Regions from separate parts of the Homo sapiens genome. Here region 2 is linked to region 1. Evidence: chromatin contacts called from ENCODE Hi-C or POLR2A ChIA-PET data. All regions are on one chromosome and are shown on one strand. The core of a region is the stretch at or near the end of the contact, and the rest is flanking DNA. Distances in the headings are between cores, read along the strand shown.

The links. A loop is a pair of places that touch in the nucleus more often than their neighbours do. ChIA-PET counts read pairs that join two places held with the same protein, here RNA polymerase II (POLR2A). Pooled maps may share reads with other maps.
Region 2: a loop to region 1 is called in a pooled map, with 2.5 times the contacts of the local background. The contact joins the enhancer-like site here to the promoter of BTG1 in region 1. A Hi-C loop is called at or near these places in 1 of 37 single-sample maps with no recorded cell type and 3 of 50 pooled maps. POLR2A ChIA-PET finds 5 or more read pairs at or near these places in 2 of 52 experiments (OCI-LY7 and PC-9).

Annotation. Positions count from the first base shown.
Region 1 is chr12:92,141,476-92,148,018 of GRCh38, forward strand. It overlaps BTG1 (BTG anti-proliferation factor 1), which reads right to left and starts at 4,371. Exons shown (of 2, transcript NM_001731.3): 1 at 3,913-4,371; 2 at 1-2,972. The coding sequence starts at 4,060. The coding sequence ends at 2,605. It overlaps BTG1-DT (BTG1 divergent transcript), which reads left to right and starts at 4,610. Exons shown (of 3, transcript NR_135036.1): 1 at 4,610-4,768; 2 at 5,187-5,287. LINC01619 (long intergenic non-protein coding RNA 1619) reads right to left here and starts at 1,356. Exons shown (of 5, transcript NR_132341.1): 1 at 1,132-1,356. RefSeq lists enhancers at 456-745, 2,773-3,012, 3,343-3,392, 3,352-3,888, 4,723-5,022 and 1 more and a silencer at 3,813-4,132.
Region 2 is chr12:93,409,197-93,415,712 of GRCh38, forward strand. UBE2N (ubiquitin conjugating enzyme E2 N) reads right to left here. Exons shown (of 4, transcript NM_003348.4): 2 at 1,857-2,103; 3 at 1,538-1,678; 4 at 1-883. The coding sequence ends at 843. Among named protein-coding and RNA genes, the nearest start is that of UBE2N, 29 kb to the right of the region's middle. Within about 2 kb of position 2,075, at least 2 of the 41 ENCODE cell types and tissues checked have a DNase peak (open chromatin) inside an H3K27ac peak, as active enhancers do.

The DNA.
Region 1 (6,543 bases), core at 3,121-5,620:
CTTAGAAAGTAACACTCCTCAAACTTACTGCCAATCACAACTATGAATTCCTGGTGCCAAAGGCAACAATAATTTTGAAAGTAGTCATCCTATCTTAAAAGGATTTATAATAAAATATTTCAAAACATTCCCCAGAAACAGTGAACAAGAAATACATCACAAACAGCTACTGTACCGCAGATACAGGTTCAGCTCAATTGTCTGGGGAAGGTAAGGTTAAAGTCACAGGAAACAGCTGGTCTCAGAGTGATGTGTGCAAGCCTTTTTCAAAGACAAACTTATAAACAGCTCCTCACAAGCCAGACATCACCTGAATTCTAAAATAAACATTTTTATTAACTGTTTCCATCATTTTCAAAGATTGAAAAAGTCTGATGTCAAGATCTTCAAAAACAACTTTCCATTTGAAAAAAGGCTTTATGATAAAAAAAAAAAATGGTTGAGGTACTTAGTTTCAATGGAGTTACCAGATGAAATGTAGTTGGTAAACAACAGTAGTCAGCACTGGGGTGAGACCCATTTAAAAACAACCCTACCTGGTGTTTTTATTGTAATTCAAGTTTGAAATACCGAGGAGCTTTTTCACAGAATAGGTTTAAAAATAAAACCATAACAATTGGCAAGGGTAGTCCATGTGTTGCGGGTCTACGAATTCTAACTCTCGAGAATGGTGTGCCAATAATATCCACAGACATTTGTACTCTAAATACCTGCATATTCAGTGGCCTATTCCTGTGTTGTCTACAAAATCAGAATAATTTATTCCTGGGTGTAGAAATAACTTCTTAAAAGTTATTTGAGATTACTAATTTCAAGTAATTACTAATTTTATTTCAGACTGCGTATTTCCAGTGTCAACATGTTTACATATATACCAAAAAAAGGCCACTATATGTTAACTGTGTAGAGCAAAATTCAATTTTTCCACTTTCAATTTCCACTGAAAAACGCTGTTATCCTCTACAACTAAACAGCAAGTCCTTCTATTATATGGGGTAGTGAAGTAATCTACACTACAGCATTATCAAGGTTCACTTAGGTTTTTAGTATTTATCTGAAATAAAAGTCTGAAAATGAGGAATCGAGAAAGTCAGCATTTCAACTTTTGAGAATAAAAGTTCATAAACATACCTTTTGTTGAATTCCAGCTTATGTGATTTTTATGTACATCTTGCAGGTGATGAAAAGCAAAAAGCAACCAATCTCTCTGTGGTGTTTAGCCTGTTCTTTAAGACTATGGGTCACCTGCCCCGGGGAAATTTCTAATTGAACAAAGAATCCATGGGGCAAAGTAATTGTTTTTCAAAGGTGGGTCAGAATGGAACATTTATATCTTCACTTCAACAGGGAAGCAATGAAATGTAATCCTTTGAGTATCACATTTTTGGTAGATGCTACCGTGGTCTCTTATCCTTATTTCATGAGATCATTAGCCTGTGAATGTGTCCATGTTTTGACTTTAGAAATTTTTAAAACATGCTACTCCTGTGTTTCCTGTAAAACCTAAACATGTATATACAGAGCATCTTCATTCCTCATCAAATGTTTTTCCAGCATGACCAGTGTGCAACAGAGATTCAGTTTATAGAACCTGTCTTCTAAGAAAAAATACTTTTAGCTAAACCTCTATAATCATGACAAGAGATTGATTAAAATGCCAAGATAAGAAACGATTTATTATAGAGAGAAGAAAAATTTCTCATCCAAAATATAGAAATCTGTACAACTTTGCCACAATCAATATACATGAACTGTACAAATTTACACCAGTTCATAATTTACCAAATAAAAGATGACTAACAAAGTTCACAAAATAGATGGTGGTTTGTGGAAAAGACTTTTACCCAATTAAGTACAAGGAAAGTTACAAACCAGACCTCCACTTTCTAAAAATAAGAAGTTTACTCAGTCTTAGAAAACTACAAGCTAGCAAATGTACAGAGAGCTGGCTGGTGCTAACACCACAGTTGAGACAGTGTCTTTTTAAGGGTCTTTTTTAAAGCCTGTTGCCATGGCAGATTCTGGTCACTTGCTACTTTCAAGGCCAAAAACACAATACAAGGTCTGACCATTTCCCCAGGTCATGCTTACTAGTTTGTCTTTATGTACATTTATACATATTTAAGTGCTAGGTAAAAGTCTTGTAAAATTTCCAGTACTACCATGTTTAAAACGTTTAACTTTCCTATTAAAAGCTGCCGAAAAGGTTAACAATAACAACTTTCAAGTGTAATAGTGCAAATTCCCCTGCGAGATTTACTGCAGAGAAAGATTCTTTGAAATACAGATTTTCTTTAAAAGGATTGATGTAAAAATTTAGGTATGTCTGGGAGAAACTGAAACCACCCTAGGACTTCCCTCCCTAGCAAATAAAGTGATCATTTACTTGGACTCACAGGCTATTAAAATTAATCATTGAAAGGTACTGTCCAAACTATGGCACTGTCACTTAAAATTTTTTTTTTTTTTACCATTCTATCTTGTGCCAGATCTTCACAGCTGTGACATGGTTTAAATTCCATAATCCATCCCCAAGAGGAGCCCACCCAAAGCAAAAATCAAATTTATCCATCATCATCAGATGATCCATCCACAGACTATATCTTAACCTGATACAGTCATCATATTGTAGTTTTTGGAAGGGCTCGTTCTGCCCAAGAGAAGTTCCTCCTTACAGCTGATTCGGCTGTCTACCATTTGCACGTTGGTGCTGTTTTGAGTGCTACCTCCTGCTGGTGAGGCTTCATACAGCACACAGATGGAGCCATCCTCTCCAATTCTGTAGGACACTTCATAGGGGTCAACCCAGAGTGTGAGTTCACTTGGGAGAAGCCTGAACAGCTCCTGACTGCTCAGTCCAATCCGCTGTGCTGCCTGTCCAATCAGAGGATCCATTTTATGGTTGATGCGAATACAACGGTAACCCGATCCCTTGCATGGCTTTTCTGGGAACCAGTGATGTTTATAATGTTCTATAGAAGAAAAGAAGAACAGAGAAACAACGCTTAGGATCGTTAGCTCCCACTGCGGATTCCTCCTACCCCAGGCTCCTTTGAGGAGCGAAAATGAAAACTATCAACTTTTTAAAATGTCCAGGATTGCATCCGTTGTTGTGCATGTGCGGGGATGGAAAAAGCGGGCAGGGTTTTAGAAATAACACAGTAGTACCGGACAAAACAATCTCCAGGAACCAACCGGTTGAGCCGCCAAAACAGGAATCAGGCGCGCAGCCTCGGCCAGTCGGGAAGCCACTGGCACCTATGGCCAGGCGAGAAACTGTTTACTTTCTCCACCCCACCCCAGATGCACACAATGGAGTTGATGGCTTTGGAGATGAGAAGCGCCACCGGACTGTTAACCCCGAAGGGAAGAAAAACAAGCAACCCTAAACCACGCTCTGGGCAGGGCTGTTAATTGTGCCGGTGACAAATCCGATGATTAATGGGCAGGGGCAGGAGGCGCGGGGAGACGGCACGTCCGTTCTGAGCTGGCTCCGGGGCAGCGGCGCAGCTTCCCACCCCGGGGCTGGGCCGCCGACCACGCAACGGTTGGAGGGGGCTGAGGAAAGGGGACGTCGAACCCACCCCAGCCCCACGGCTCCTTTGTCCCCAAATCCGCCGACGGTCCTCGGACCGCAGCTCCCGCCTCGGTGGGCTTAAGTTTCTTTGTTGTGCGTGTTGTCTTCTCCTCTCCGTTTTGCCAGCTGGGGGGAAGGGGGCGCCCTCCGTCCAGCCCCTAAAGCCTCGCGGGGAACCGCTGTTAGCGGCCACCCAGCGCAACCACACCGGTCCCGCGGCGGGGCCCAAGCGCGACCGGCCCCGGGGCGCTGCCGAGGTTCCCGCAGCCCCGACGGCCGGACTCTGACCCAGGGATGTGGGGCCCGCGTCCCTCCGACGCCCTCGCCCTGCTCACCTGCCAGCAGCTCCTGCAGGCTCTGGCTGAAGGTCTGCAGCTGTCGCTCGCTCGTGAGCCCCTTGGTGCGGAGAAACTTGGAGATGAAGGACACGGCGGCGGCGATCTCGCCTATCATGGTGGCGGCCCGGGTGTAGAAGGGATGCATGGGGGCGGCGTGCGGGGGCGGCCCGGGGCGGCTGGGGCTCGGCGGCGCGGCCCCGACGGCGGAGCAGCCACCCCGGGCTTCCTCACCGGGCGGAAGGCTGAGAGGAAGAGAGGGCGTGAGGGGCGGACGACTACTTTTGTCTTTCTTTCTTTAGACTAAAAAAGTTATTTTCGAGACAGGAGGCGGCAGGAGAGAGGAAGAGACGAGCGATGGCGGCCTGGTCACATCGCTCGGACCTCCCCAGCTGCCTCCGCCTCCAGCTCCGCAGCATTCGAAGATCTCAATAGCTGCATTTCCAGCTCCGAGAGGCGAAGAGATGCAAGCGCCGTGCAGCACCCTTTATAGTGCCACGAAAAGGAAGTGGCGTAGCTGGAGCGTGATGGCCGACTCCAGCCAATCCGAATATCGCACCATTGTGACGCAAGCCGGTTCGGAGCCGAAAGGGGCGGGAAAAGAGTTCAGGAGGCGGGTCCAGAGATAGGGAAGAGAGGGAGGAGCTGACGTAATCCGCTTGTAAACAAATAAACCCGGAGTGGCGGCTGGAGACCCAGTTGCTTGTGTCGAGGGAGGGAGGGAGGGAACAGAGGGTGCGCGTGTGAAAGCTCCGCCCCCAGCCCTAGCTCCTCCTTCCCGCTTCAGCAGGTCCAGGCTCTGCGCCAGTGCATCCTTCTCCAAGAGTGCGCTGCCTGGGCCCGCTTGCCCTGGAGTGTAAGTGCTGGGTAAATAAGAACCGCCTGGCGCAGGCTGTGTCTACTCTTCACGCCGCCTTCTCAGATCGGGCTGCATGTCCCCACTCCGTGTTTACATCTCGTTCCCGCTCCGGGTCTCGGTGACTGGCTCCTCAAGCCGGAGACGCGTGTGGTGCGGCGCGATGCGGGCGCCAGCGCTGTGTGTGCTGGCGGTGCGCTGCCTTAGTGCGGGGGAAAGTGGAGGGAACGGTCCTGCGGGGCGTTCTGTCCAAGAAAAAGGACTGCAGCCTCGGGGAGCCAGGGTCCCCTCGCAGACGAGCTGCCAACGCCGCGGAGCCATTTCTGTTCCACCCTAGGGGAGGAGTAGGGGGATATCTTTTAAAAGTTTAATTGCAAAATAAGTAGGTTAGTAAGGCCATTTGTGGTTGCTGTTTCAGTAACTTCAGCAGTCAACGGAGAGAAGAGTGGAAACCTTACTGGATGCGGACAGGAGAGCCAGTTACTGAAAGCAGATATAACGCGGATCCTGTAAAGAGTGGTGTGTATCCAAAAAAAAAAAATCTGTACAATGTATTTTAAAACTTGTGTGCACAAAACTGAAGATTTTCTTTTTTACCTAGTCCAAATGCCGTCCTAGCCTGAGTCCTGCTCTTTATAAAAATAAAATAAAAAGAATTTGAAGCTTGTGAAAGTATTAAGTGTAGACATTCAAGTTTATTTGAAACCCTACCAAAAAAAAAAAAAAACAACCTTAAAAACCAGTGTAACAGGAAGGCGGGAGCCTGCTAAAACGATTAGGCCTAAGACAGGGTTAACCCCAACTCCATTAAGGAGAAGGGGGAAAAGAAAAAAAGAAAGATGAAGGGAGGCAGGCAGATGGAGAAAGCAAACAGGAGGCAGAAGTTGAACTCTACCAGATGGAAATAAATATCCCGACCTTAGTTGATCATCAATATTGCAAAACACACCACTTTGAGTGTTTTTTTTTTCTTTTTAATACTGAGCTAAAGGATATAGAAATGAAGCAAAAATAATGACATTATAAAACAGGAGAAAACGTTTTATTGTTTAAAAAATATGTAAAACTCGATTTGAAAAAATAACTTCTAGATTATTTTTTCATTAGTACACATAACTAAGTAGTTACATGTGAAAAAATTAAAGAGTGGTTTTTTTTTTTCTTATAGAACTTTTCAGATAGAACTCTGCTTAAAAATAGTAATTTCACTGGAGGCATGAAACCTCTTTTACTACTCAAAAAGAAGATCGAGAAGCAAAAGTAAATTCATGAAATTACCATAACACTAGAATAACAACTCCTGGTCTCCCACCTAACCTGACCCACCCTTAGTTCCCTGCTTTCACTTACATTGTCGTTAATGTGTCACTGAGTACAAATTAGGAGTCAAGTGAAAGTTTTTCTCTTCTAAACCTGGTCTCCAACTTGGCCTCTCGGTCATGTGCTTAAATTGTCTCATCTAAAAAACAGAAATATTAAATCAACAAAATGCTAGGATTGGACTCAGACTTCCCCCAAGCCCTTGTTCTCCATACTATTTTTAACTGCCTGCACTAGCAGCAGCAGGACCCCTTCTGAAAGCCTTATAAAACCAGTTGAACAGGGTTAACAGAAAGTTTAACCCATAGACTCAGGGAGAGTTACTTCCCGCACTGAGTTTTTCAAATTATATATGTGTGTTTCCCACCTTAAATCATCCCATTAGGAGACAAACTGATTTGAGAAACTACAGTAATTTTTAACTTGGGAATCTACAGAGTACTCAGAAAAAAACT
Region 2 (6,516 bases), core at 825-3,324, 1.3 Mb after region 1:
GCATCAGTGAAAAGAAACTGGCAAAATCCACCTCTTGCCATTCAATTTGTCAGATGGTGAAGACCAAGAAAGAATGTTCCATCAGTTTCAATTTTAAAATACGATTGTCAAATTGGGAAAATGAAATAAACACAGTAAAATAAACTGTACAAAGGCAAAGTAGAATAACAAAAAATATTTTACTAAAACATAAGATTTACAGAAGTTTCCAGACAAGCCATACAAAATGGTCACAAGCTTTTTTTGAAGGGGGGAATCTACACTTGACAGCAATGTTATTAGTGAGGGCTGTGATGTTTGTTTAATGTTCCCATTTTGGTTCCAACAATCAAGCTTGTCCATCTACAGCGTCTAAATAAAGTTAGACTTGGCTAGAGCATATTCTAAAGACCTGGTTAGCTGCTTTTAACCAATGCAATTAGATCACCAAAAAAGGGGGAAAGGAGCCCATAAAATTAAACTACCTCCCCCCTCAAAAATAAAATAAAATAAAATAAAATAAAAACACCCACACCCCTGCAGCTAACCTGACAACTACCTTCATTCACAGTGCTTTATACTTAAACCAGGATGGGGGAAATGAATAAAAGCAGGGAGGGGCCACTGCTTTTAAACGTTTCACAACAATCCAGATGATACTTCTAGCCTCTGCTCATGCTTTATGACAGTGAATCAGGACAAGACATAGATTTGCTAATGTGCATTTAATCACCAAAGGACTGAAGATGTCTGGGCTTTTTTATTCTGTAATGTTTCTAAGACTGTGTCCATTAAATGCAAACAAAGAGGAGGAAGTCTTGGCAGAACAGGAGAAGTGATGCACACTTGATGATCGTATCAATTTAAATATTATTCATGGCATATAGCCTAGTCCATGCTCTAGCTGTAGACAGAAACAAACATACGATTATTATTTTACTTAGTTCAATATGTTACTTTCCAAACTATAAATGGCAAACAACCACTATTAATTATGGAAATGTCATGCTGTAATCTGTTAAATTCACGCCTTTTTCTATAAATTGGATCAGGGCTGAAAGATTTTGTAAATGTCCAATTACCAAAACACTACAATAAAATTAAGAAGTTCTAGAAAATTCAAGAGGATGAATCAAGTTGTCCATTTCTAGATACACAATTCTCCCCACTAATTTTCTTAAAATCTGTAGCAGAAGCTTCTTGACTCCAAATTCCGTAGCCATAAACAGCTGAATACTTTAATCAAATGGGTTACAAAAACAGTTCAAGTTTTCCAGTATTCTTTACATATAACTAGATAAATGGTATGCACTCAGTATTTGTTAAACCAGGTGTAGTTACAAGAGACTCCAAGATCTTTCAATTACAGGTTGTCTTTATATTTGGGGGGTCCCATAGCAAGCCATTTTGTTAAGACGTATTTACATACTATAAGCAGGATCTCACTTATTATACTTTTTTCTATTTCTTTTCCTTGCCAAGAGCTTTAGAAAAGTTTAAGTGGTAATACAAATTTGTAAAAGTGGAAGTGGTGTGAAGGAGAATGAATATTAGATACCTGTTTCTATGGCTTGGGCTTCGTTGGTCTTCCACTGCTCCGCTACATCATTTGCTAATGGATCATCTGGATTGGGAGCACTTAACAAGGCCTGGATCGATAGCAGAACTGTGCGGATCTGCAGTGCTGGGGACCACTTATCTATGAAGGCAACAGGCCCAGTATGATAAAGCATGAAAAAAACAGGCCCAGAACTGCTTCACTTCCCTCCCACAGACCTCTCTGATCTTTGTATAATGTTTACATTCTAAACATGGAATGCTTAAGAGAAAAAGGAGAAAGCTTAATAATAGCATATGCTGATAAAGATAACACTTACCTTTCAAAATATCTAAACATATTCTTCCCAACTTGTCTACATTAGGATGATAAATTTTGGTCATGAAACGTACTTTAGGGGCTGCCATTGGGTATTCTTCTGGAAGGAATAGTTCAAGTTTAAAAGTCCCTCCCTCAAAGGGGGAATCCTGAGGGCCAGCAATGACCACATGAAAATAACGGGCGTTGCTCTCATCTGGTTCGGCTTTGATGCCAGGAACTGGTTCTGCCAGCAAACGCTGGGTTTCCTATGACAGAAAAACAAACACATTTGTGAAACAAATGTCATTTTGCTAGACACCAAAAGTAAAATTAGAAAGTTCATCTCTTAGAACTACGCATAATAGAACAGCTCCAATCTCCCAACAGATTTAGCTTATAAAATGCAAAATTCAAAAAAATACCATTTAAATAATTACAACCAGCTGAATGAAACTGCAAGCGAATACTAATGATGTTATCATACATTTTGGCTACAAATGTCTACAAATATGTTAATAAAATTAGCTTAATAAAACTGATTTTTTACTCAAGTAAAATAAAGTAACATTAGGATTACATAAGTAAGGCAACTTGCTCTAAACTCAACCAAAACCAAGCTATTTAAAAAGTAAAATTAGCTTTTTTGGTGGTTTTTTTTGGCTTGTTTGTTTGTTTTTGAGACAAGATCTCACTTTGTCACTCACGCTGGAGTGCAGTGGCAAGATCTTGGCTCACTGCAGCCTCGACCTCCCTGGGCCCAGGTGATCCTCCCAACTCGGCCTCCTGAGTAGCTGGGATTACAGGTGTGCGCCACCACACCTAGCTAATTTTTGTATTTTTAGTAGAGACGGTATCACCCTGTTGGCCAGGCTGGTCTTGAACTCCTGGCCTCAAGTGATTTGCTCGCCTTGGCTTCCCAAAGTGCTGAGATTACAGGTATGGGCCAACACACTCGGCCAAAAATTAGTTTTTAAACCCACTGAAAACCTCCCCTCTGAAAAATGTAACGGACTAAAGAAAGGAGATAAGAAGAGGCCCAGGTACCTGAACAGGACTAAAGAAATATATTTAACAATGCTGATTACTCTAAAATTGACAATTAACTTCAGAGGAACCCTTAATACTCCCAACAATCATACCATTAGTTCTCTTTTTCATCATTCTCCCTCTCCCCTAAATAATTGTATTATTATTATTTCTCTTCTCTCTTCAAACCTCCAGCATCTCCATCCCCATCCTCACTTGTGGCTGATGTCCTGCTTCCTATTTCATGACAAGTTAGATACTTCCATCAGTTCCCACTGTAGCATTTGGACATTTCCCTGCATCTGCACCCATACACTCTGGTTTTTCTCCTGTATAGATGAAATGTCACGTACTCTTGGCTAGGGCCAATCGGTCTTGAGCACTAGATCTTACTGATCTCTGAAATGTTTGTTCTTCGGTACCATAAAGAAATAGCACTTGAACATAAATTTAATTTATTTAGTAAAGCCATTTTTACTTCCTGCAGAAAGGGTACACTCGCCAGGAGTTTTGCCACAAGAGTATACTGAACAAAGGAGACAGGGTCATTTATAACCTGACGCGTCCACCCTACTGCTGTGTCCGGTTTCCACTGGCTGGAACGGGATCTCACATTCTGTATTTGTCCTGACTGGCTAGCAACTTAGAACTTTTTAAAAGAGGTAAAGGTAGAGGGGAACAAAGGAAGGAGGAAGTAACTTGTGGAATGCTGAGAAAGGTAAAAACACTTTTAAATAAGGAAGAGGAACAGGCTATGACCTAATGCTTGCTTGGACCAGTATAAGCATGCCAGGGCAAATATTTAGGCTAAATTGTGGGAGCTAAGAACATAAAGTATATTGATTTCTTTATTATGGCTAGCAAATATTTAAGAATGTTTGCACAGGTCTTCGAATAAATTTTGCTTCTAAGAGAAGTTACTATTTATTCCTAATTAGATGGGGAGGAAAGTCTTTGAAGAGGAACCTCTACTTTGCTTGTCTCCAATTTCTCTCCTCCTCTTCTGTCTTGAACATACCCTCCAATCAAGCTGTAGTTATCGCTAACTTGTTTGTTAAGGTCACCAATGATTTCCACAAGGTTAAATCAAATGTCCAGTGCTTAATCTTTATCTTACCTAAATGCGACATCTTATCCAGCTGGTCTCCTTCCTCTTTGCAAAGCTTTATCTAACTTCCTATAAACATTCTCATGGCTCTCTTCCTCCTTGTCTGGCAGCAGCTTCCTTTAGTTTCCTTGTTGGTTTCTTCTATCTCCCAACATCGCAACACTGAAATGCACTGGGGCTCTATTCTAGGGCTTCCTCTCTGTTTATACATTTCCACAGTGATCTCATGTAATGCAATGAATTTAAATACTAAACACACTCTATAAGCTGAAGCCTCCCCTAATTCATATCTAGCCCAGACCTCTCCCCTCATCGTGCCTCTTGCCTCTATAACTACCTGCTTGATATACACTCTTGAATGTCTAATAAGCATCCCAAACTTAACATGACCTCCCTATCCCCAACCTTTGCTCCTCCCATAAAGTCTTCCCCACATCAGTTACTGGCAAACCCATCTTTCCAAATGATCCACCTTTTCCTTCATATGCCACACACATCTAGCCTGATTGGCAAATTGGTTTTTTTTATACTTCAAATTCTACTCATGATTGGACTGTTTCTCACCATTCCACTGCTACACCTCTGATCCAAGCAACCATCAGCTCTGACCTGGCATACTACAACAGCCTCCTAACCTGTTCTTCCTGCTTCTGACCTCACTACCTCCCTCGCAGGTCTATTATCCACAGACCCTTTAAAAGTCATAGTCCTGAGCCGGGTGCGGTGGCTCACGCCTGTAATCCCAGCACTTTGGGAGGCCGAGGCGGGTGGATCACCTCAGGTCAGGAGTTCGAGACCAGCCTGATCAACATGGAGAAATCCCATCTCTACTAAAAATACAAAATCAGCCGGGCATGGTGGCACGTGCCTGTAATCCCAGCTACTCGGGAGGCTGAGGCAGGAGAATCATTTGAAGCCAGGAGGCGGAGGTTGCAGTGAGCTGAGATCGTGCCATTGCACTCCAGCCTGGGTGACAGGGCGAGACTCCATCTCAAAAAAAGTCTGGGCATGGTGGCTCACACCTGTAATCCCAGCATTTTGGGAGGCCGAGGCGGGTGGATCGGCTCAGGTCAGGAGTTCGAGACCAGCCTGATCAACATGGAGAAATCCCACCTCTACTAAAAATATAAAATTAGCTAGGCATGGTGGCGCATGCCTGTAATCCCAGCTACTTGGGAGGCTGAGGCAGGAGAATCGCTTGAACCCCGGAGGTGGAGGTTGCGGTGAGCCCCGATCATGCCATTGCTCTCCAGCCTAGGCAAAAGAGCGAAGCTCCGTCTCAAAAAAAAAAAAAAAAAAAAAAAGTCATAGTCCTTGTAATGGGCCCCCAAAAGACGCTCTATATGATGCCCTCACTCCACCTACCTCTCTGACTTATCTTCAGCTGTTCTCTCTCCATCCCCTAACCTTCTCTGTTCCAGACAAAAATTAGCTTCCTTGTAGTTCTTCAACGTGCCAGGCATCCGCTCACCTCAAGGGCTTTGTACTTCCTCTTCCTCCCCAAGATATCCATATGGCTTGCTCCCTCAGCTCCTAAGATCTTCATGTTTTCTCAGTGAAGCCATCATAACTGAAATTGCAAACCCCATTCAACCCTACCCTGCACACTCCCTATCCCCACTCCCTGGCTTTATCTCCACAGCACTACTAACAAATCTCATTTCTACTTATTTTGTTCAGAATTTAAGCTCCATGAGAGGATGGATTTGAGTCTATTTTATGGACTGCTATATCCTCAGCATTTGGAACACTGCCTGGCACAATAGATATTCAATTAATATTTACTGAATTCTGAATCTATTTGATGTTATGAAAAGAGGGAAATAAACGATCAGAATTTCATCGTTAACATCATTAAGGCAGGGTTATTTTCAAGGCAGGATGTGCACATTATGGAAGGAAAACAAAAGGAGCCACTCAGGTATGGGGAAAAATAGTCTAACTTCTACTTATATTTATTTTTAACCAGAAAAATGTTCATATTTAAATAAGCTTTTAGGTATGAAAAACAATAAATGAGAACATTTTATTTACACTGCCTTCACCTAAAAAAAAATACATCATAAACTGTTTCATTCCACAAGCTACAGGGCATACGTTAAAAACAACAACAACAAATAACTTCTCTCTCAGCACAGTAATATACTGAAATAGTCATAAGATGTAAATACAAATCAAATGCTTCCCCAAAATGTGTTAATTAAACCCATGGCCATTTTAGGTAATGTCTCTGGTATTTTAAGACTAGTTTTTTGTTTTGATCATGGCGATGTAAGAGCAAGTGAGAAACTGACATGTTCTTTAGGTTCAAACTAAAACATTTTTAGAGTATTAAAAAGCTCAAGAGGCAATAATGAAGCCTCTGACCTTGGGAAGTCCTTTAACATGTGACCAGAACAAAAGAGGCTGGTCTTCATTTTTTAGGAAAAAAGTTAAGATATTAGGGATGAATAGCAGGAGTAGAAAAATGAGAAAATAACTGGATGGTAAAATTCCTTGAATTCTGGGCTCTCCTCACCTCCATCCTTTAATTTTACCCCAGGTC